Linked DNA regions of Homo sapiens: all the other regions are linked to region 2. Evidence: chromatin loops called from intact Hi-C (ENCODE). Cell type or tissue: mammary epithelial cell. All regions are shown on one strand. Region 1 overlaps DMD (dystrophin). Region 2 overlaps DMD (dystrophin). Region 3 has its middle 35 kb from the start of FTHL17.

The links. Peaks named below come from ENCODE experiments on the same cell type or tissue, not always from the same donor. Only the 100,000 strongest peaks of a DNase experiment are listed, where the experiment ranks them.
Region 1: a loop joins it to region 2, with 18 times the contacts of the local background. A loop is called at or near these places in 8 of 110 quality-filtered maps.
Region 3: it touches region 2 in a loop (6-fold over the local background); 12 of 110 quality-filtered maps call a loop at or near these places.

Annotation. Positions count from the first base shown.
Region 1 is chrX:31,288,728-31,296,727 of GRCh38, reverse strand. The region is part of intron 62 of DMD (dystrophin); the gene reads left to right. Among named protein-coding and RNA genes, the nearest start is that of FTHL17, 220 kb to the right of the region's middle. In mammary epithelial cell, a CTCF peak has its summit at 3,122; no DNase peak of the experiment used is centred here.
Region 2 is chrX:31,209,399-31,217,398 of GRCh38, reverse strand. DMD (dystrophin) reads left to right here. Exons shown (of 79, transcript NM_004006.3): 65 at 7,700-7,901. Among named protein-coding and RNA genes, the nearest start is that of FTHL17, 140 kb to the right of the region's middle. In mammary epithelial cell, a CTCF peak has its summit at 3,275 (motif pointing left); no DNase peak of the experiment used is centred here; H3K27ac peaks cover 970 bases.
Region 3 is chrX:31,032,961-31,040,960 of GRCh38, reverse strand. No RefSeq gene overlaps it. Among named protein-coding and RNA genes, the nearest start is that of FTHL17, 35 kb to the left of the region's middle. In mammary epithelial cell, CTCF peaks have their summits at 1,914 (motif pointing left) and 3,895; a DNase peak (open chromatin) is centred at 3,840.

The DNA.
Region 1 (8,000 bases), 79 kb before region 2:
ATAAGTAAAATTCATGTGAGCAGTAATTGCAGCTATGAACCATGTTATTTGTTCCCACTTGTCCAACTGTAATTCTTTCACTTAGCTCAGAGTAGTTCTTTGTAACATTAGGGCCCACTCATCTGCCTTTAGGTAGGGTTTTAAAAGATGCCTAGAAAATAGTTCTGTGCTAGAAATCAGAGACTCTTGACCTACTGTAAAGGGAGCAGTAAGCACGTTTCCTCAGGAGAATCTTTCTACATACTGCAGATTCCCATAAAAATCTTTGTGACAAAATTGCCTTTACTGAAACCATCATCCATTGGATTAAAAAATAGCTTACCATTAGCTTTTTGAAAATAGAAAACGTTGAGCCTTTTCAATGATACTTTCAATAGTTTTTCACAACTATGAGTCCTCAAGCTATCAGTCTTATTTTTAGATACCATACTTATAAGATAGTTATAGAATTTATAGAGTATGGTTTAAAAGACTATTCAATTATAGAGCAATCATTCAGTTTATTCCCATGGCAGAAGTAAATGGAAACCACTCCAGATCAACAAGAATCTACTCTCTTCTGATTCAGAAAAGAGATTTCCTATCTTTTCATGAATAATCCATGTTCAATGTTTAACACCTCAGGAAGATTTTCTTAATAGCTTCTTCTGGTCATAAATCCTTGGTCTGTCATCAGGGACATATTGAAGAGTTAGTTACCAAAGTTCTTAATGTCTCCCATTGTAAAAAAAAAAAAAAAAAAAAGTCACTTTTTGGATTGTTTCTTTCATAGAGTCCATGCTTCTGTACGCTTAATACTTTAGCTTTTGACTTCAAGCTTTAGGTAATGCAAATGAAGCTATTACATCACCAAAGTTAAATTTTTCTTGTAAGTATATTCTCAACATTCACAATTGAGAGCTGCCTCTTCTTTGGCTGGTATAAGGTTTTAATTTATTGTAGCACTTTCACCCTAGAATGGCAAAAAATGTTGAAATCAATTCCATATATCACCAATACAAAGTACTAAGTCAAGGCCGGGTGTGGTGGCTACGCCTGTAATGCAAGCACTTTGGGAGGCCAAGGCGGGCAGATCACTTGATGTCAGGAGTTCGAGACCAGCCTGACCAACATGGTGAAACCCCATCTCTACTAAAAATACAAACATTAGCCAGGCGTTCATAGCGAGCGCTTGTAATCCCAGCTACTTGGGAGGCTGAGGCAGGAGAATCGCTTGGACTTGGGAGGTGGAGGTTGCAGTGAGCCAAGATCATGCCATTGCACTCTAGCCTGGGTGACAGAGCGAGTCTCAACAAACAAACAAACAAAAATATTGAATTGTACACCTTAAATGGGCGAATCGTATGGTATGTATACTAAATGTCAATAAAGCTGTTATATGAAAAAAAAATGCTAACACACACATTCTGAAAGTATATTAAAAGCAAACCTACGGCCGGGCGCGGTGGCTCACACCTGTAATCCCAGCACTTTGTGAGGCCGAGGTGGGCGGATCACAAGGTCGGGAGATCGAGATCATCCTGGCTAACACGGTGAAACCCAGTCTCTACTAAAAATACAAAAAATTAGCCAGGTGTGGTGGTGGACGCCTGTAGTCCCAGATACTCGGGAGGCTGAGGCAGGAGAATGGCGTGAACCCGGGGCTGGAGCTTGCAGTGAGCCGAGATCGCGCTACTGCACTACAGCCTGGGCAACAGAGTGAGACTCCATCTCAAAAGAAAAAATAAAAATAAAAAAGCAAACCTACAATGTCTCTTACAAACACAGGCAACTATTCAATTCCGAGTTTACACTACTGAAACACACATGAATATGACACTAAGAGAATCACGTGGATCTGCACTCTTCAATCAACACTACGTCTCTGAGCACAAGAATTTTACATCTGATTTCCATTTGGGGAAATAGATTCAGAATGCCATAAACCAGATACTTCTTGCCTTCCTTTAGTGGTCATTTCTGCCATTATCATTTAAGGGAATGGATCTCCTTCTCCCAAAACTGTTACCCTAAGATTACAAGCTTGTCCTTTAACTTATCTCTGAAAGCACACCTCTATAACGGGTCATCAGTATTCAGTCAGCTAATTAGACTGCAGAAGTACGTTTACTCAAATGTGAGGAGATAAAATTGTGAAATGTAAGAGGAAGAAAGAATGTCAAAGATAATCCAACCCAAACTCTTCATCTTACAGATAGGAAAATGGAAGTCCAAAAGGGGAAAGTAATTTTAGTAACATGGCTAAACTGGTCTAGAAAACCAGATCTTCTGATACCTGATCCCATGGTCTTTCTAATGCCATGGATGTTCGGGTAGAGGATATATTCAGGTAGATAACTTATAGATAGCCCCATGTGTTTGTATAGCACTTTATCGAACACTTTCACCTCTATTATCACACTTGATTCTTACAATATCCCATGGAATGTTTGAGTATCATATATGATTATTCTTATTCCCACAGACTTGGAAACTGAGGCTTTGAGATGTCTGGATCTATCTTAGATCATTTGCTATGGACTAGAATCTGGGACTAAGTTGCTTTTGTCTAAGCTGTGTGTTTGTTCTGTTGTGCCGTATTGTTAATTCATTTCTGTTGGTAAACAACACAAAGGAAAAACTTCTATAATTATGTTTCTTTTTCATCCTCAGGTCATCTATCCTACTTTTTATCTAAGCTTTGGAAAATATTATGTGCTTTCCTTTTTTTTGTATTTTCTTTTCGTAGAGATGGCAGCAGGGGGTAGTCTCACCATGTTGCCCAGGCTGACCTCGAACTCCTTGGCTCAAGCGATCCTCCTGCCTTGGCATCCCAAAGTGCTGGGATTACAGGCGTGAGCCACCACACCTGGCCTATTATGTCCTTTCTTTAGCTTGCTCGTTTAACCATTTGTTTGGCAGGGGGAGTCAGAACTGTGTTTTACTTAGTCGATTAACTGATAGGACAATTTAATATCTACCCTGCACTGGCAGTAACCCCCATAGCCCCGCTCTGTGTCTCATTCTGTGCCCTGAACAACCTTGTCTTAAAAACATTTTAAAAGCAGCAAGTATGGGGAGATTTCTTATCTCCATATAATACAGAAGCAAGTGTAGAGTATGGCTACGGAAAACAACCAGCAGGTGAGGCTGTGACATAACAATTTTAACCCAAGCCTCACTGCCACATTGAGGTATCCTTGTTCAATAAATAGATCAGAAAATATGGTGTAGTTTTTCCCTAACGCTGTCTAAACAGCAACAACAAAAAATCATTACCCATAGTATTTCAGTAATGTGTTGTATTGAATGCATTGTTTTCGAGGGCGTTTTCAAAAAATAAGTTGATTGAATCTCTTTTTTTTGCTTGAAGAATGACCCACATTCAGAAAGTATACAGATGAAACATGTTCAGCTCAATGCAATTATCACAAAATGAATACACCTATGTTCGCCATCTAGGACAGTAAATAAAACATTATCAGTAGCCCTAAACCAGATTACACACACACACACACACACACACACACACACACACACACACTAAACCAGACTACACACACACACACACACACACACACACACCGGGTTGGGGGAGTGGTGAGAGAGAGAGAGAGAAAGCGAATATTATGTTAACAGTTGGGGAGTCTAAGTGAATGGTTTATGGGTGTTCTTTTAACATTTCAATTGGTTTAAAATTTTCAAAATGAAAAGCTTGAGGAGAAACATAGAATATAACCACTACCTCAGAAATCACCACCCTACCTCACCCACATTCCCTCTCCCAATCACTATTCCTCCCTCATCTTAAAGGTAACTGCTACTCTGCCTTATAACACTATGGTTGAGTTTTGCCTGTTTATTTGAACTCTATAAAAATGGAATTGTACAGTATATAACCTTTTGTATCTAGGACTCAACATTGTGTTTATGAGATTAACTCATGTTGTTGCATGAATCTGTCATACATTTTCATTGCAATTTGATATCCCATTTAAAATGTATACTATAATTTATCCATTCTATTGTTGGGGAACATTTTGGTTCTTTCCAGTTTGAAGACATTATGAATAAGGCCTCCTATGAACATTCTTTAATGCGTTTTTTGGCACACACGTGTGTACAACTGTGTTTGGTATATACTTTGCAGTAAAATTGCCTATGTTGAGGGTAGGCATATGCTGAGCTTTAGTAGATACTCCTGGTTTTCCAAAGTGGTTGTACCAGTTTACACCATCATTAGCAGTATATGAAAGTTCTAGTAGCTCCACATCTCAACAATACTTGATACTTGTTAGTCTTTAAAATTTTCGCCATTGCAGTGAGTGTGTGAGTAGAATCTCATTGTTATTTTAATTTGCAATTGTCTGATTACTTATGAGGTTGAATATTTTTACGTGTATTTATTGACCATTTTGGATATCCTGTTGTGTGAAGTATCTATTCAGTCTCTTGCCTATTTTTTTTATTGATTCATCCTTCTTTTTCTTATTGATCTGTAGGAGTTTTTTTTACATATTCTAGTTTGTAGCCCTTTGTAAATTGTATGTGTTGCAAATATCTTCTCCCATTTTATAGCTTTCCTTTTAATTAAATTGTTTTTTTGATTGATAGTTCTTAACTTTAATATAGTCCAATATGTAAATTTTTCCTTAGGGTTAATTCTTTTGTGTCCTCTTTAAGAAATCTTTCCTAATACAAGATAATGAATGTATCCTCTTTTATTATCTTCTAGAAACTTACTATTTTTTAACTTTTCCATTTAGATATATAGTACACCTGGAATTGACCTTTTGTGTAATATGTGAGATAGAGATTGAGTTTTATTTTTCATAATATGGATATCTAGTTGGCCCAGTACTTGATGCTAAACATTCATTTAGAATTCATTTGATAGTATTTCCTTTAGAGTTATTGCATCTGTGTTTATTAGTTATATTGGTCTGCCATTCTTGTCAAGGTTTGGTATGTGGATTATTCTGGTTTCATAAAGGCAAGTAGGGAAGCATTGCCTCTTCTAGTCTCTGGAAGAGTTTCTTTAAGATTGGTATTTCTGCCAGTGATATGATTTGGCCTTGGAATTTTCCTAGTGGGAAAATTTATAATTACAGTGTTTATTTCTTAAATAGTACAGGGCTATTCCAATTTTCTATTTCTTCTTTTGTCAGTGTCAGTTGACTTAAAGCACACTAAGATACTCTAAGATTGCTATGGTCAGCCTTTGCTGGTCTAAACCAGAGGTTGCAAACTGAAATGCCAACAGAGGGGCTAGCCTGCTACTGTAACTGGGCAAGGCTAGCGAAGCGTAAGTTAATGGGAGCTGGTAGGGACTATAGAATACATGTGCCGTTATAGAATGGTGGCTCCGGAAAGTTATTGTCATGCAAGAATAGGAGCCCAGCATGGACAAATCATTCCTTTTAAATGAGAAGTCAGAAGGTTGGATTATTCTGTAAAATATCTCTGAATATTTAAATGTTGAGTAATTCAGATTAAAAAAAAAAAAACTGTGTGGGCTAATCAAAACATTTGTGCATGCCAAATTTAGCCCAAAGTCTGCTAGTTTGCAACTTGTACTTTCAACTAATGAAAAGCGTAATAGCACAGATATAATTCCATTTTCAAATAATATAATTCATTTATAGTTGACATTTATTTAATTTACACTTAAATATGAATTTGTCATTTAATTTACCATATTAAAAAAGTTTAGATTTTAAGACATCCAAGTCTGCAAATAACTAGAATATTTTCATTTACTCTCATGTTTGTGTACTTATTTTTCCTTAAATGTTATTTTCATGATATACTTAGTGTCTTGTGGACATTCCAAAAAACTGATTTGACTTAAATTGTCCTCACTCCAAGCTTTAAAATTGCTTAGTTCATAGCCTACCTTGCCTAAAGCAAACCTGGTAGTCTCATTTCAAGTTACTGGATTTTTTGTTTGTTTGTTTGTTTGCTTTTGCCTTGTTTCTTTTCAAGGTTATATAGAGTGAAGGAATATCAGACTTCTTTTAATTTTTGCAGGGAATTCAGATTGCTGTGGATTAAGATCCTATATATAAGATGCTTAGGATAGAGGCATCATGAATGAAAAATTATTCATATGAACACACTTTTTAGAGTATTATTTTTATTCATTCAGCAAATAATCATAGCTGCCATACTAGGCAGGTAGGGACCATGAAGACTACTGTCCTTGTAGTCTAAAGTCTTGTAGACTAATAAGATATGTATAACTGTTAAATAGTACACTGAAAATACAACCTTAAACAATCAAAATATTTGCAAATTGTATTTAGTTGACATGATTGCATAATTGTATTTATGTGACAATTATATTTGTTATTCACATATTTAGGGAGTCAATATGTACTTAAGGTAATCTTTGAGCTATTTTCAGGATGAGGTATTAGCTCATTACTATTAATACTACCATCACCAAATGCATTACCTACTTATCTGCATTTCCAGGAAAAATTCAGGAAATTAGGATTTTTAAAATAATAAAATAATAGTAAATAAGACTGGGCATGGTGGCTCATGCCTGTAGTCCTAGCACTTTGGGAGGCCGAGGCGGGTAGATTGCTTGATGCCAGGAGTTCAAGACCAGCCTGGCCAACATGGCTAAACCCCATCTCTACTAAAAATATAAAAATCAGCCAGGCATGGTGGCGTGCACCTGTAATCCCAGCTACTCGGGAGGCTGAGGCATGAGAATTGCTTGAACCCAGGAGGCGGAGGTTGCAGTGAGCAGAGATCATGCCACTGCACTCCAGCCTGGGCGACAGAGTGAGACTCTGTCTCAAATAATAATAATAATAATAATAATAATAATAATAATAAACAGAATAATAACCTAAGTGACTATATTTGATATATAGTTAAGTGATGTTTTTGTAGACTTTACTAAACTAAAAAATAAATTAGCAGTTATTTAATTTTCTAGTTTATAAAGTACCTACTTACATAAAGTTGCATATATTACTTCATTTAATTTTAAAAGAATATCGTAAAATATGTAGGATAGATTTCCATTTTATAGTCAACAATACTTATTATTTCAATACATTATGTGATTTTTTTTCCCCCAGTATCACAGTGTTAGAGCCCAGGTTCAAACCAGCATTTTCTAACTGTAAGTCTGGAAGTCTGTCTGCTTACTCTATGTAAGATGCCTTATGAAGTTCATAGAGGAGACAGCTCAGTGGATTCAGGCCTGGTCTTATATTTTGCTGTTCATCTTGTTTTAAGTGTTATGTTAAGCAAATAAAACATAACTTTAAACATTCTGTTTACTTTTAAAATTTGATTTAGAGCTAACAAAAATTAGAATTTGTACTCCATTTACAACGAACAGAACAACCAAATAAGCAAAATTGTATTTGCGTTGTCAATTACAATAAATAATTATAATGGTATATCAGAGTGTTAAATTTTGATTTTTTTTTTTTTGAGATGGATTTTATTTTATTTTTTATTTTTTTTTTTTTTGCTCTGTCACCCAGGCTGGAGTGCAGTGGACTGCAACCTCCACCTGCTGGGTTCAAGTGATTCTCCCGCCTCAGCCTCTCGAGTGGCTGGGATTACAGGCACCCGCCATCATGCCCAGCTAATTTTTGTATTTTTATAGAGATAGAGTTTCACCATGTTGGCCAGGTTGGTCTCAAACTCCTGGCCTTAGATGATCCACCCGCCTCGACCTCCCAACGTGCCAGGATTACAGATGTGAGCCGCCACACCTAGACTAAAATTTTATGTTCTTATATTTCTTTAAGGAAAGCAAAAATGTTGACAGAGAGGGTTAATACTAGTTATATATACAAAAAACCTAAAAATAAGATTTTGGATTATTCTATTATATGATTATTCATTTATTGAAAATCATAAACTAATTGAATGACTGAGAGCAGCACTAATGTGATTACTTTGGTAGGAATCTGTCCTCCAAAGTTGTCAGTTGTCAGTTATTCTTAGCATTTTGAACTGAAGTCTATGTAATTAAGTCACCTGTTGTT
Region 2 (8,000 bases):
GCCAAATAACCCAATTGTATCCACTATAGAGAATTCACTATTTAAGTGGAGAGCATCACCGTTGGCCTATAATGTCCCCAGTTTGTAATCAGTTAAGTGTTGCATGACTCCTTACTGCCTCTCAACACATTGGAAATGAAAATGAAACTTGGTAGAAAAGCAGGAACAAAGATAAAATCTTGGTAAGAAGGATTTATAAACTGTTTCATATAGCTGATACTCCATTGAAAGTTATGAAGAAGGTAATTTAAGCATTTTCTTTCTCCCTTTGTAGTTCTGATGACATTCTACAGGTGTGAGGCTTCTAAAATTAAAAAGCCAACTTGTAAGAGCAGAAATAAAAACGCACTTAACAAAGCAAGTGTATTTAGTTTATTAATAATGTGTGGTGGGTTGGAGAGAGCCCAAACCATAGGGCTAAATATACTGCAGTTGATAAGTGTGACAAATATTCTGCAAACAGTAAGAAATAGAGAACATTTTGCCTCTATTCAGCAACTAAAGCACACATTATAGAGATTTGGTACAGGCTGGAGTTGTGTGAATAGTCACAGTTTCTGGACTCGCCCTCACCATGACAAACCAGGTGAAAAATGCACCGCCTTCTCTGTAAATGCACCTCACCTTTTGATGGTGCGCTAAGGGTGACATTAGATAGGCTTCAGTTGCTAAAGAAGACTCTCAGGACCCACAATAACATGGCTTACAAATCCGCGCTCTATTGCCAGAAAAGGCTACATTACAAGAGCATTACTGTCAGGATATGGATCCACAGCCACAGGCTGCCTCCACAGCAAGGGGGTCTCGAGAGGCCAGTGTAATTATTTTGCCACTGTCCTACAAAAATCTACTTTTTCTATATACCATGTATTATTTTTCACATAGGTTAGAGGCCATGTCTCTGTTAGTTCTGAGTTTAAGACGTCTTGAGGACATGGCCAAACTAATTTTCTCAGTTTATATGGTTTGACAGATATTAGTGCCCAAGAGAGGTCTCATAACATGACCCATCTATCTCCCAGGGGAAATACTGTAATCTTGTTTAGCTGTTACCCACTAGGGAAAGAATGGTTTTCTCTCAGTCAGATGCTAAAGAGATTAAAGAACACCTCGTAGGTTCCGTTTTCTAGTAATTATTGGTTCCATTCTCCAGCTATCAACCTTGGCAGCTTGCCATCCCTATCCTTCCTCCTGGAATTGGATGCCCTTGAAGTGCGCTTCTTGCACTAGGAAGTCTTTCTCGTCAGTTTATCATTTCTCATTCAAAGCAAATTCTACCTGGCCAGGTATCTCTAGCCCAGTTCCTAATTCTCCTAATAGAAGTTTCTTTTATTTCAAGTGGATTCATGCCCCTTGGCCCACCAGACATGTTGCCATTGAGAAATAGCAGCTTTAATGGGAAATACACATGAGACACAAAAATGTGACTAGGCTAAAATCATATGAATAGTAGTCACTCCTAAAAGGACTTTGGTTTGGGTATGTCACAGAAATTTCTGTAGCCATCCATATCCAATTTCTAGCTTTTCAGTCTCAGGAAAGTAGGCCCACCAAATTCAACTTAAATATCTGTCACTGATTCAAGCTGTCCCAATTGTCCCTCCACCCACTAATGGCTTTCCACACGGAGTAATGGGGCAAATAGCTATTTTTTTAAACACATAATGTTATGACAGATGAAACATACAGCACGTAAGCCTTCTATCACATGCCCAATACCTTTGTTAAACCTTCATCATCACAATTGATGGCCACACAGTGTTTATTGAGATTGTTATAAATCATTGTTCTTCAGATTTGACTGGGTAAATATTCCCTCAGGTTATTTCCTGACACAGCTGATTAATAACAGATATGTCCTGTGAAAGAAGAACCAAAAGACATTAACGAATACTAACCAAAAGCCACATTAATATTGCTCCATGGTGTTGTAGTCGCAGTTAGAACGCCCATCTCGTCATCCAGTGTGTTGGATAGGTTGGCTGACTCTCCCACTCACATCTTGGCTCTTTCAAGGAGGAGGAGGTTTTAGCAGAGTCCCCCACCCCAAGAGGCATCTGAGTCTAAGCCAAGGGAGCATATTATTCTCTTATTTTAAACCTCTCCGTAGGCAGCAACATTATATTAGGTTTTCCCTTTAAAAAAAAAAAAAAGTATCGGCTGGGCTCGGTGGCTCACGCCTGTAATCCCAGCACTTCGGGAGGCCGAGGCAGGCAGATCACGAGGTCAGGAGTTCGAGGCCATCCTGGCTAACACGGTGAAACCCCATCTCTACTAAAAATACAAAAAATTAGCCAGGCGTGATGGCGAGCGACTGTAGTCCCAGCTACTCGGGAGTCTGAGGCAGGAGAATGGCGTGAACCTGGGAGGCGGAGCTTGCAGCGAGCCGAGATCGCGCCACTGTCCTCCAGCCTGGGTGACAGAGCAAGACTCGGTCTCAAAAAAAAAAAAAAAAAAAAAAGAAAAAAGAAATAAAAAAGTATCTTTGGTGGTTTCCTTCCCCTTGCAACAATCTCACCTTTTTCCTTTTATCATTAATTTTAAGCCAAACCTCTTCCCCAGCTACACACACACACCACACAATGCAGACAGTCCCCAACTTGTGAAGTTTCAACTTAACAATTTTTTGATTTCACAGTGATGCAAAGTGATATGCATTCAATAGAAACTCTACTTCTAGATTTGAATTTTGATCTTTTCCAAGGCTAGTAATATGCGGTATGATACTCTCTCCCCTTGCTGGGCAGCAGCACTGAACCTCAGCTCCCAGTCAGCCACAAGATCATGAGGCTAAACAACTGACACTTTACTGTGTAAGGTGTTGCTAGACAGTTTTGCCCAACTGTAGGCCGATGTAAGTGTTGGGAGCACATTGAAGGTAGGCTAGGCTAAGCTGTGAGTTTCAGTTAGTTAGGTGTATTAAATGCATTTGTGACTTAAGATATTTTCAACCTATGATGGGGTTGTGTGATAGCTTCAATTAGGCAAGGCACAAGGAAGGAGTAATCCATTCCATTGATCCTTGTGGAATGCTTGTGCTTAAGTACCAACTAATAGCCATAGTATCTTATTTTGGAATATTACCAGCCTTTGAAACTCTTAATTGTAGCCCCAGTTCAGGGACTACTAGGTCTGGCATCAAAAAAGAAACCTGTAGTGACATAGGGAATACCTGTAAGTGCCCCACTTGAATTATCTTTTTAATTGTAACTGGTCTCACAGGTGTAGCCCATTTCTCAAAAATGATAGTTGCTTCAGCTTTTTGGTTGGGACTCCACCTGCAGGCCAGAGAGGGTGAAGCCCAGTGGAAAGAAATTCTGAACTTAACATTAGCTTTTGGATTTTTTTTTAGCAGCCTTGCCATCAGTTTGCAATTGCCTCCTAATCCATTTTGTTAGCTCCTTAGGTTCAAGTTCTCTCACTTCCAGATTCCACTAGAAAGTTACACCATCAGTAACCAATTTCAAAGCCTGTGTTACTTTTCAACCAAGCGTAGCTTGTTGAGCAACTTCAAAGGTTCTTTTTCATCCCTTTTATCAGAATCTTCTTTTTTTCTTTCTAAATAATGCCTCAGTCATACTTTTAGCTAAGAATGAGTTGGAGGTGTTCTAAACAATCTTGCTTCTGACACTCACTGCCCTGACAGTGGAAGTTAAACAGGGTTCAATTGCTAAAGAGGACTCACAGGAACCAAATGACAGTGCTTACGAATCTAGAGTTCCTTGCAGAAAAAGGATGCAATATACCCACAACATTAAAACAAGAATAAGTGTCACAGCCACAGCCTGCCTCACAGCATAGGGTCCAGAGAGGACAGGTGCAAGCTATAATTGCCCTCTGTCTGCAAGAGCCACACCACGATGCATTTTCTCTCTTGGAACAAGAGCTACTGATGTGAGCACAGAACACCTTGGAAACCAGGGAGCACAAATTGGAGTTTCAGCCAGGGTTTCTTATATCCCGTGGGTAACCTAGGCATACTGTTCCTATGTAACCAGCCTCAAACTCAGTGGCTTCCGTTGGTCTGACTGTGCCCGGGTAAAAATGGTCAATGTTACTGTTAGCAATAAACAATGGTGATAACCTGCAACCCATGGCTACACTTCAACACAGTAAGTCACTTTGAAAAGCAAGTGCTTTGACCAGGGCTCTGCACTGTGTAGATATTTTAGCAAGTCATCTCGTGCCAACTCCAGCCTCTCTGGAATTAACCCTTACTGCACAGACAACTACATCAAAGTGCATTGACTTTCTTGAAGTGCAAAGATTTGCTTGGGAGGTCCCTCAGCCATAAGTGTAAGTTGCCTGTAGAGTGGCATGCCTGGGCAAGAAAAATCAGCAAACATACAGCAGTTCTTCCACCATTACTCACCTCTTTCTGTTTCTGTGCTAATTAGATCACAGAATTATTTATACATCAACATAGAATATACAGATTGACCTATAGGATGAACTTGGGGTTATATGGGCACCATGAGACTTTTTTTTTCTCCACTAACCAACTTTTTGGTGCTTCTGTTTTATCCTACTGTTGTCATTAGCATGGAATGCAGAATGGTTTTCCTGTTCTGTAAAGTCAGTAAGGACACCTTCTGCCACCCACTTTTCCCCCTTACAATATGTACCTCCATGAGAAATCAGAAAACCTAGATATCCTGCCATAACACCCAGAGTGAGTCTCCATATCTCTGGTCTCAGTTGTCTCAACTGCAAAATGATTTTAAAGCAACCTTCTGGCTCTAAGAGTCTATCACTCTGTAAAAGACAAAAAAAATCTGTCTTACATAGGAAGGAATAGCAAGAGTTAGCTACTGTGGCATACATAGAAAGGAAAAGAATGAGCTTTTGAAGCTAGAAGGTTGAGAAGATGATTAGGCACAACCAGAGCCTCAGGAACCATTAGTGGGATCCCTGTGTTGAAGTCCTGCCTGCTCGCCGCCCCCCAACCGCCACTGTCTGCTTTTCCTGCACAGCAAAGAGGATCCTGGAGAGTCAGCCATTTCTTTTATCCTGTCCCCACCCTCTCTCACCCCCACAGCCCTCATGCATAGGGTACCACCACATGGTCCCTGTTCTTCAATGGCTTCAAAGCCTATAGCATCCTCTACTGTAAACATAATTTAGAAAGTGAAGATGTATTAGAATACTTGGGTTTTTATGTAGCTTTAAAGATATATCTACTAGTGAATACACACAAACACACACACACACACACACACATACACACACACATATATATATATATATATATAATATATTTAATGGAAATTCCTAGCTTAAGGAAACAATGGTTTCACACAACTGTATCTGCTGGTTGCTTATTGAGGGTCCTAGAAAGAGCTAATCATTACATTTAATGTTTCATCAAAAAGTCTAGGTGTGTTCTCTAAGATGCTCATTTTGAAAAGCATATGCATGGCAATTAAATTGTCCCTATTGATATTCTCACCTCCTTTTCGGGTCCATAGCATGGATTGTGTATACCTAAATGGAAATTTTTTCAAAATAGCTCCATGAAAGTTGAATTCTGTTTGACATGTTTGTTTAGGGAAATGTGCTCTTCAGTCTTCTGTGATGGATTGTTCTTGTGTTTAACCACATCCAGTTTTAGCAGAGCACACTGCACAGTATTTCTCTCCTAACTGTGTCATCTTCTGCTCCTGTAATTTCAGAGCAATTGCTTTGCTCCCCTCTGGAGCTATTTCTACTCAACATTTGCTGTTCTATGTGTTACCCATTCACCTGTACAGAGATAAGAGCAGGCCCCATAAAATGAAATGCATGCAGTTTTTCTCTGTTCATTTCCATCACACGGCTAAATAAGACTCTTAATACAAAAGTGATTCGAAAAATTTTCACTAGTTACTTCTTAAATGCCTGGATCAGAGGCAAAATATTTATGATGACTAAAGCAGAGTAACAAAAAAGAAAATAATTGAAAAACTTCAAACCACCCATAGCTTCCTTCAGTATATAAGGAAACATGTTGGGAATATTGGTGTTTGGAAGAAATCCATTCCTCTCTTCCAGTAATGGAGCTGGCATACCGTGTTTCTAAGTGTTCCTACTACGTGCACTTGAGTATGTGCCCTCTGAGGAAAACAAGCACACAGAAGAGAGAGAGAAGAAAAGTTTGAGTCTTTTGTCTCTGGACCTCGCTCCAGCCTCCCACGCAGTCTTCTTTCAGCCATTCCCTCCTCACGTCCTCCCGTCCTCCTGCCTCCTTGCATTGCTTTTTAAAATTCTTTATTATTTTTCTCACTTGATTCTTCAGATAAGTCTCCCAAGTTATCTTCCTTCCTCCCACTTTAAAGAAAGTCTCAGCTTCCATGAAAAGGGTCATTTCTCTATCTTTAGAGTATTTCAGAGCAAAAACAGAGGGGCCTTCCCTTCCAAGGGAGGAGTGCAGACTCCTGCTTCCACCACCATGTCTGTTTCATGCTTCTGGGGAAACTCCAGGATTTTCTGTTTTCCTTTTTTTAAAAGAGAAAAATGTGTGCGCAATATAGGTGGAAAAGTATTTTTGCACAAACCTACATAGGTATTAACCACTATTTTTGTTTTTTTCTTAATATTTAATTAGAACTGGCCATGAATAACTTGTAAAATATACTAAAGCCTTAAGTTTGCATTTCTTTATTACTGGGAAAGGTGTTTACTGAGCGGGATTTACCTCTATTTATGTGAACTACATTTATAATTGAATTGCCCCTTCCCCCTAGATGCATGAGAGATTTACTTAATTAGCATTGATTCCTTGCCTCAAAGGACTGAGAATTCCAACCAGAGCTTAGGTGTATAAGGTAGTATAAAAGCAATGTTGTTGTGTTTCTAGTTTGGCTAATAAATTGGCTTTAGAGAAATGCATCTTTTCATGACACTTGGGAATAAAGCTTGTGATTTGCTGATGTTGGACAAGGTTGAAGTTTCACTTTTGTTAAATTTTTGTCCCCAGCATAAGATTAAACACCTCCTCAGATCAAGGGAATTTTCCTCCCTCAGCCTTATAAAGTTGTTAGAGGACTTAGAAAGAATATTATGAAATACAATTTGAAGGTGAAAGGAGAAATAAGCGAGCCTCAGGTCTGAAAACTGGATAGATTATGCAATTACTTTAGTTTGCCTATAGAAAATTTTAGTGGAGAGTATTTTTTTCACCTAATATTAGGGTAGCAGAGAGATGCTGAGGTGACTGATATTTCAAGGAGAAAAGCGCTTAATGATTATAAATGCATAGCTAGAAATAGAGTTTACACAACCTTAGCCATACAGATTAATCTAACAGATCTTCTCTAATGCTAATACAAGAAAGTATCATCGGATCTCTTTAAAAATTTCTGCTAAAACATTTTTTTTTTCTTATTCAGGTGACAATTGACTCTGTTTATGTAGAACAGGCTAGGTCCCCTTAACTCTCAGATATTCCCCAGTAATCCAAGGATGGGAATTATATCTTTGCCCATATCTTCACCCAATGCCAGTGAGATTTAAGAACAACTTCAGATCCTGAATACTGATCAAACTCATCAACTTAGAGTCGAGGCATAAAAATAAAACACCTTTCAAAGAGAGTGTGGTTCACGTTTGGTGTTTATTAAAGGGTATGAGAGAGTCCTAGCTAGGATTCTCAGAGGAAAAAGGACACTGAAAGGAAGGTTTTACTCTTTGAGTCATTTGTGATTTTATTTGTTTTTTGCAGTGGATCTCTTGAGCCTGTCAGCTGCATGTGATGCCTTGGACCAGCACAACCTCAAGCAAAATGACCAGCCCATGGATATCCTGCAGATTATTAATTGTTTGACCACTATTTATGACCGCCTGGAGCAAGAGCACAACAATTTGGTCAACGTCCCTCTCTGCGTGGATATGTGTCTGAACTGGCTGCTGAATGTTTATGATACGTACGTATGGCATGTTTTTATTTCCCGGGCTCTGTCACAGGAGGCTTAGCGTACAGAATGGTGAAGTGTAATTAGCATTACAACAGGGCCCTGGAAGCT
Region 3 (8,000 bases), 180 kb after region 2:
TCTTTGTATATTCTGGATAGGAGTCTTTGTTGGACATGTGATTTGCAAATATTTTCTCCCAGTTGGTGACTTGTCTTTTATCCTTTTAACAGGGTCTTTTTCTAAGCGAAAGTTTTTAATTTGATGAAGTCCAGTGTGTCCAGTTTTTCTTTTGTGAATCATGCTTTTGGTGTCATATGGGCTGAATTTTTCTTCAGTGGATGGAAATGCTGCCATTAATGATAATAGATTCCATGTATTACACACTTACCAGCATCTGGGAATTGTGCTAAGCCCTTTATAAGCATCATCTAATTTCATCTTTACCTCAGCTCTATGAAGTCCACATGATGACCCGCATTTTTACAAATGTGGTGGCTGAATCTTAGCAAGGTCAGTCACTTGCTGAAGCTCACATAGTAAGCATTTAGTCAAGTCTGGTTTCAAACTCAGGTATATCTAACTCCAAAGTACGCTGTATCCAATGATGAATTAGGAAAAAAGATTCCCAATCCTAAGTTCTGCCCCTTTGCTTTGCTTTCCCAAAAATGGAAGTGGTTAGTGAGGGAGGCCCAGCCAAAACAGATGAGATGCAGCAAGAATCAGTGATCATCATATCTTAAGTTTTAGGTTCTCAAACTTCAGGTCTATGAGACTCACTTGTGGGAAATGGTTAAAAATGCAAATTCCCAAGCTCTTAGCTTAAAGATTCTAGTGCTGCAGAACAGGAATGGGGCCCAGGAATTTGTGTTTTTCCAAGTATCCCAGTTGATTCTGACAGACCTTTGAGAAATTCTAAGTATCTAAGTTTCCAAATGCACATGATACTGCAGCAGCAACATATGGAACAAACTGATTCGAAAGCTCAGGCTTGTGTCTTCCCCAACATACAGCAAAGTTAAAACAGCTGGTTGATTTGATTAAAATGATCAAATCAGCTTTTGACAGTATTGTTCGGTAACTTTAGTTAAAACAGGCAAGTCAGAAAATTCTCTATATGGCCGGGCGCAGTGGCTCATGCCTGTAATATGAGCACTTTGGGAGGCCGAGGTGGATGGATCGCGTGAGGCCAGGAGTTCGAGACCAGCCCTGGGCAAAATAGTAAAATCCTGTCTCTACAAAAAATACAAAAATTAGCCGGGCATGGTGGCGCATGCCTGTAGTCCCAGGTATTTGGGAGGCTGAGGCACAAGAATTGCTTGGAGGCGGAGGTTGCAGTGAGCCGAGATTGCACCACTGCACTCCAGCCTGGGTGACAGAAGTGAAACCCTGTCTCAAAAAAAAAAAAAAAGAAAGGAAAAGAAAAAGAAAATTCTGTATGCCATCATTCCAACATTAAGGAATGACAGCTCAATAACAATGATAATGATGACCATAATAACAGTCTGATCCAATGACATGGGCTGTGCCAAATCTCATTATGAATCTTTTGTTAACCTGGGCCCTATTGCTTTCAATATTAGATGATGTTTAAGTTTCCTTCACGCTCTAACAACCTATAATTTTACTTTGAGGTTTAAAGACAAGTGCATATCACTGTGAACCGGGAGCCTTGACACTAAGGAGAAAGAGCAGAGAGGTAAAGTCAAGATATTCAAAAGGAAGAAGAGGAAAGGAGAGAGGAGAAGAAAGGGTACCTTTGACGCAAAGCTGCCAACTCTTGGAAAAAAAGGGTAGACCACAAAAGCATGCACACATGCACAAAACCCTCATTATTTTTCAGCTACCGCCTATCTAGATCAGCTGCTGTTAAGCCCTGCATTGCTGACATGAGTCAGAAAAGTATATGCTGTAGTCTAGCCGAGATTAGGGGGTTTGCTTTGTATTACACCAGCTTCCAACTACTATTTCACTGCAGCAAAAATGACAGATGAGGGAAAAACACCCCACCCTACAACCTACGGTGGTGTTTAACATAGGAGATGTGCTCCATCTGCTGGTAGAGACGATGACCACAGGCAGAGAGGCAAATACCATAAAACAGAATAAAGACACTCATTTTAAACTGGATTCTGATTGTTTAGATAAAAAGGGCACCTTTTCTTTAAAACACACACACACACACACACACACACACACACAAGAAAGAAGAAACAAAGAATTAAAATCATGACATTTACAAAGACAGAAGCTATGAAGGAAAAGGGGAAACAGACTGGACAGAGATACAGTGGGAGAAGAAGCATAAAAAATAGGCAAGAAAGTGCTGAAATAGCAAAACTGCAGGAAACAAGCTATTTGCTCATCACTTTAACACAGAAGCTTTTTTAAAAACCCCCACAGGATCTGGAAATAATATGCCACGTGCCATGTTGTAGATGCTTCATTTATATTATTATAAGAAAATATTTTGTAGGGATTCTATCCACATTGACACGATTCACTTGAGTAAGGCCAAGTCTTAATATAGAATCATTATACATTTTGTCATTGTCTGGGGATGTACAGACAATAGTGCTGACACTGAAAGTTCGCAGCAATTTGGAAAAGACTGGAGGGGTTGAGGCATGACCAGCCCTTCTGTGCCTCTTGTGCATATAGTTGGGTCTCTAATGACAACAGCTGTTGCCTACCAAGCCCGTCACTCTTTCCAATCATGATTCTTAGGCGTCTAAAGAATCTGATACTTTTTTTTCTCAAACAGAGCTATGTGCTTTTTGACATGCTGATGAATATTTGACCATCACTTCTCACTTACAGGCATTGACAGTGCAAGTCTGCAGTGTATTCTACAAACAACTTTTTTCACATCTCATAGACTTGCCTTATCAATTGGTCTTGTAGCTTCTCAGGATAAAGAAAGCAGAAAAAGGAACACTTAGGATCTACTAGGCACCGGGCTCAGTGCTTCATAGGCTAGTCATTTAATCTTCACACCAGTCTTATGGGAGTCTTTCCAATTGTCCTTATTTTGAAGCTGTCAAGACAAAGCCTCAGAGAAATTAAAGAATTGCCCAAATGCTATTAACTCATAGATCTGGAAAGCTGACCAAAGGAAATATCATGTGTGGACTTTCTAGCATGAAAATACGCCATGCTGGGAACACTCAGTATCATAATAGAAGCCAGTATTTCTCAACTTGTAGAGCTCAGGCCATGTGCATCAGGATTCCCGGAGTTCCTTGTCAAAAATGCAGACCCCTAATCCTCAGCAAACTGGCTGAATCTGAATCTCTGGTGGAGCCCTGGAATCTGCATTTTAACAAGTGCCAGGAGATGACACATTAAACAAGTGTCAGAGATTCTCATTAGATTTGGGAACCATCTGATATGAGATAAATGAACAAACAGAAAATCCATGCTGGGATACCAAAGATGTGGTTTTAGAATTAATGGCATGGCAGAGGCTTTCTCTATTTTTACAGTTCAGGCTGCTGTGCCATGGGGCACAAACATTATTGCTTGTTACCTGGTTAAACTACTCAGATTCTCTGAGCCAGTTTACTCATCTGTGGAAAGGGAATCATAGCTTTTGTCTCACATAGCTATAGTGAGGTTTAATGCATGTGAAAACACTATAAATTCTAAATAGCTCTGTGGTAAATTGTAAAATATGATAAAAAATTCTCCTGCCCCCTACATCCATACCCTTGCAAGATTGATGTCACAGCTCTTCCCATCAAGACGCGGGGCACTTGCCTCTATTTTCTGAATCTGGACTAAGTGATTTGCTTTGACCAGTGGAACAACAGCCAAGCAACATGACTCAAGCAGAGGCTTGAAGACTCTTGCATTTTGGGGTTTGCCCTCTTCCTGTGCTTGAGATCCTGAGGCCATCATGTGACTGAGTCTCAGTTAGCTTTCTGGAGGATAAAAGGCCACTTCAAAAAGAACCACAGTCAGCCAGCTAACAGCCAATATCCAGCCAACTGCCGGACACATTAAGTGAGGCTATTCTGGCTCATCTGGCCACCTGCTGGAACTTCCAGCTAACTGCAGACTGATGAAGGAAACCAGCAGAAATCAGTAGAGCCAGACTAGACCAGAAGAACTTCCCAGGAAGCCTGCCAAATTATGAGCTAAATGATTGTTGCTTAAAGCCACCATGTTTTGGGAAAGCTCGTTACACAGCAAAAGCTAACAGACGTAGGTTCAGGCACATGCTACTATTTAAGTTATCTAGTATTTTGAGCATGGGTTCTGCGGTTTTCACAGACATTGCCCAGAAGTGCAGACTACAGATGAGCAGACATGAATGCACAAATTTTCAGTCAAGTTATTTCATTCTATGGGCACAACGCCTACCGGAAATTGTTTTACAATATCTCCTGAGCGAAGCATCCTATAAGTAGCAGGGAGGTGGAATGAAAGAACCTCTCCCTATTATCCTAACTCATTGTTTTCATAAAAGAAGTTCAGCAGCCTTATACAGAAGGACAAATAACCTAACTTTTCTCCAAGCTGACTGTCAATAATAATCTAACTCCACAAAAGCATGCATAATCTGCTGCATACCTTCCCGTGCACACACTTTCAACACCCTCCTGCTGGCACCAAGATAAATGGCTTCATCAAAGGCAGCCATGGAGCCTTGCAACCTGTTGAGGCAGAAAAGCTTCCTAGGGGATCAGAAACATCCTGATGCCTATATCAAACATCCTCACTGCCATGTGAAGCATCACTGTGCAGAATACATTAAATAAACCTGTAATGGTGAACAGGGCAGGATTGTCCTACGCCGTTCGCCCCGGGAGTCTTTATACTATGATTAAATGCCTTTGATAGGCATTTTCAAAGTGTGTTGTTCCTCTTGCTAAGTATGTTTGGCGAGAGAACACCATCATCTGGAAACAGTATCTGAGGGATCTCATTCAGTGAAACAAGGTGCAAGTGTTTTCTGTCAAATCCATTTTCTACAACCTGAAAAGTAAGCATAAAATCAAGAATTTTTAAACCTTTCTTTCATTCTCTCAATAGATTTAGAAATCGTGCAATGAATCAATACAGCCGTTTCACCATTCATTTGACGTAGAGCAAATTGCAACCCACTCTGGAAGTAAGTGGCTATTTGCAAGGCTGATGCACCATATTCCAATCACATACTCATTCTGCACCCCACACACTTTATTAGATGGTTTGGTGGCTATTGTTGTTTGAGAATAACCACATAACCCATTTTCTTAAATCTATCTGTAAGCTGTGTTGAATCAGGTTGATATCTTAGAATGCCACTGGGTAATCCAAAATAAGTCTCAGGCTCCTTCTGCTTATTATGCACAGGATTGAATATGTTCACTTACACTGTAGAATCTCAAATGCCCTTTTGAAAGCCTAACAGATTTTCTGGATATAATTTGGAATTTTAAGCTTCATTCAAAAAAAATCAAAATTAGTCTAAATAAAAAATCACCATTAAGTCAATTAATGTGAGTTCTAGAACCAGGATCTTACTGAAAATTTGCTCATATCAGATCAACTGCCACTGAACCATGGTTAGTTAACAATAAGCTTTTATTTGAAAAGTAGATAATAAAAACCAACTGAAGTTGTGGTAGAAATATTTAGGTGCTGGATACAGTCCTGTGGTTGGAAGTGGTCCAGGCAACAAATAATGAATCCCCACCAGAAGGAAATGAATAACCAGTAGAGAATGAAGAAATAGAGAAAACCATCATGTGGGCACAACCAGAGGAGAGAGAGGCAAGCAGATGATATTTGAAGCCATGAGCATGGTGAGCTCTCCCCCGAACATTTATAGAGTGACAATAGAATATTGCTAAGGACAGCACTCCAAGGAGCATCTCTACTAAAAGTATAGGAGGAATATACTCAGTATGAGAGACAAGTGGCCAGATAGGTAGGAGGAAAACCTGGGTGCCCTGTATCACCAAACCAAAGGCAGAGAATGTTTCAACACAAAGAAGATGCCAAGAGAGCAAGTAAGGAATTAGAGGAAGGAAGTCTATTGAATTTAACAAGAAAAATTATTAGTGACTTTGACCAGAGCTGTTTTTGTGGTATGGTAAGCTCAGAGATGAGACTGTAGTGGGTCGAGGAGTCCATAGTAGGTAGAAAATGAAGAAAGCAAGAGTAGACAATTGTTTTAAGAAGTTTAGCCATAAAACATGTGGGAGAAAATGGAAGAAACGGAAGAAGTAACAAGAAGAGAACATAGGATTGGGAAGCCATGCTAAGAGTGGGAAAGGCTTAAGTGTTTCTAAATGTTGACAGGAAGGCACCAGTAGTCAGAGAGGCTGGAGACAGGTGTTCGAGATAGAGACAGAAGAGAAAATGGATGATAATCTGGAGATGGTAGAAGAGGGGCCAGAACACAGAGGTAGAATTACTCTCAGATAGGAGGAGGGACACCTCTTCCATCCTTACAGGAGGGAAAAAGAGAGAAGGGTATAGTTGCAGAGATATTTATACGTCTGGCAGCCAAAAATTTTGTGCACTCCCACCTGATGACTTTTTTCTCAGTGAAGTAGGAACCAAGATACTTCTGCAGAGATTAAGGGGGAGAAGCGAGACCAGAGGTATGATGAGGGTAGAAAAAGTGGAGACTAAGAAGGAGCTAGTTGACTAGGAAACATGAAGGGATTCCTGGATGCATGGAAGGTGGCCTCAGGTGAAGTTAGATGTCATGGATTTATGGCGACACCAGTGGTGTGATTTTCTCCAGCAGTGCTCAGCTGTCTACATATAAGCAAAAAGCAGGAAGGTGGATTTATCCAAGAGTAGAATTCATCCAAGAGAGAAACACTGATTTGTTAGACAGGCAATGGAACAACGTTGTTCAGAATCCTGGTGAAAGAGAGGTTACATTGATGGACCACAGAATTTAAGCTAGATGGAGAAGGGAAGATAGGAGGGAGCTGATATTATATAGGGGAAATTAGTAGGTCAAGTGAGGAGAGGTCACTTGAAGTTAACCAACAGGTGTGGTGGGAGTAACTGGGGGAGGGGAGACACTGAGATTGTTGTCAGAATGGGCTATGTAAACATAAGATGCCAGAGGTGATACAGTTCTAAGAGTGACGAGATCCAGAACAGGGCCATGGGGTGAATGACTGAAGGGGAGTGTAGGCACAGGTCATGGAAGAAGAGAAGATCCACAGCTTGAAATGATAAGGGTGGTTTGTTCTCTACATGGGGGGCAACCTTCATGGGATGATGGCAGGATTGGGGTGGACAGAAAACAACGGGTCATCACTGACTGAGAGGAAGTGGCAAGGAAGCTGGAAGATGACAAAGATGAGGAGATGCAGAGAGTGGCATAGTTGCACTGTGGGAGTCTCAAAAACCCAGAGGGTGGGGGACAGTCTGGAAGAAGAATGAAGAGGCAGGTGAGGGCCTGCATGCCTCACCTCCCAACCTCACACCCTGCTAGTGGGAGACGGAACACCTCCACTTGAGAGACCACAGCAACGGGGTTATAGCTAGGTCTGGGAGGAGAGTGAGCACGGATGTAGGAAGCTTTACTGTGGGAGAGGAGTTGCAAATGGTCTGGTAAAAGTGGTACAGTGTGAGTGGAGAGGAGTGGAAAAATACCTGGAAGGATTCACAGATCACAGCAAATCAGGACCAAAGAAAACTGTGATGTGTGGCATGGATGGTTTGGCTGGCTAAAAAGTTTTCAACATAACTTACTCCATCTTTCTTCTGGTAGCTGGAGAGAAGTGTTAGGGCTGGCTCTTCAGGTGTCTAGGTACCCTGCAGGTAAGCTTTAAGTTTACTTGTTGATATGGTTTGGGTGTGTCCCCACCCAAATCTCATCTTGAATTGTAGCTCCCATAATTCCCACGTGTGGTGGGAGGGACCCGGTGGGAGATAATTGAAACATGGAGGCAGTTCCCCCCGTACTGTTCTCCTGGTATTGAATAAGTCTCAGTAGATCTGATGGTTTTATAAGGGGAAATCCCTTTCACTTCATTCTCATTCTCTCTTGTCTGCTGCCATGTAAGATGTGCCTTTCACCTTCTGCCATTATTGTGAGGCCTCCCCAGCCACGTGGAACTGTGAGTCCATTAAACCCCCTTTTCTTTATAAATTACCCAATCTTGTGTATGTCTTTATCAGCA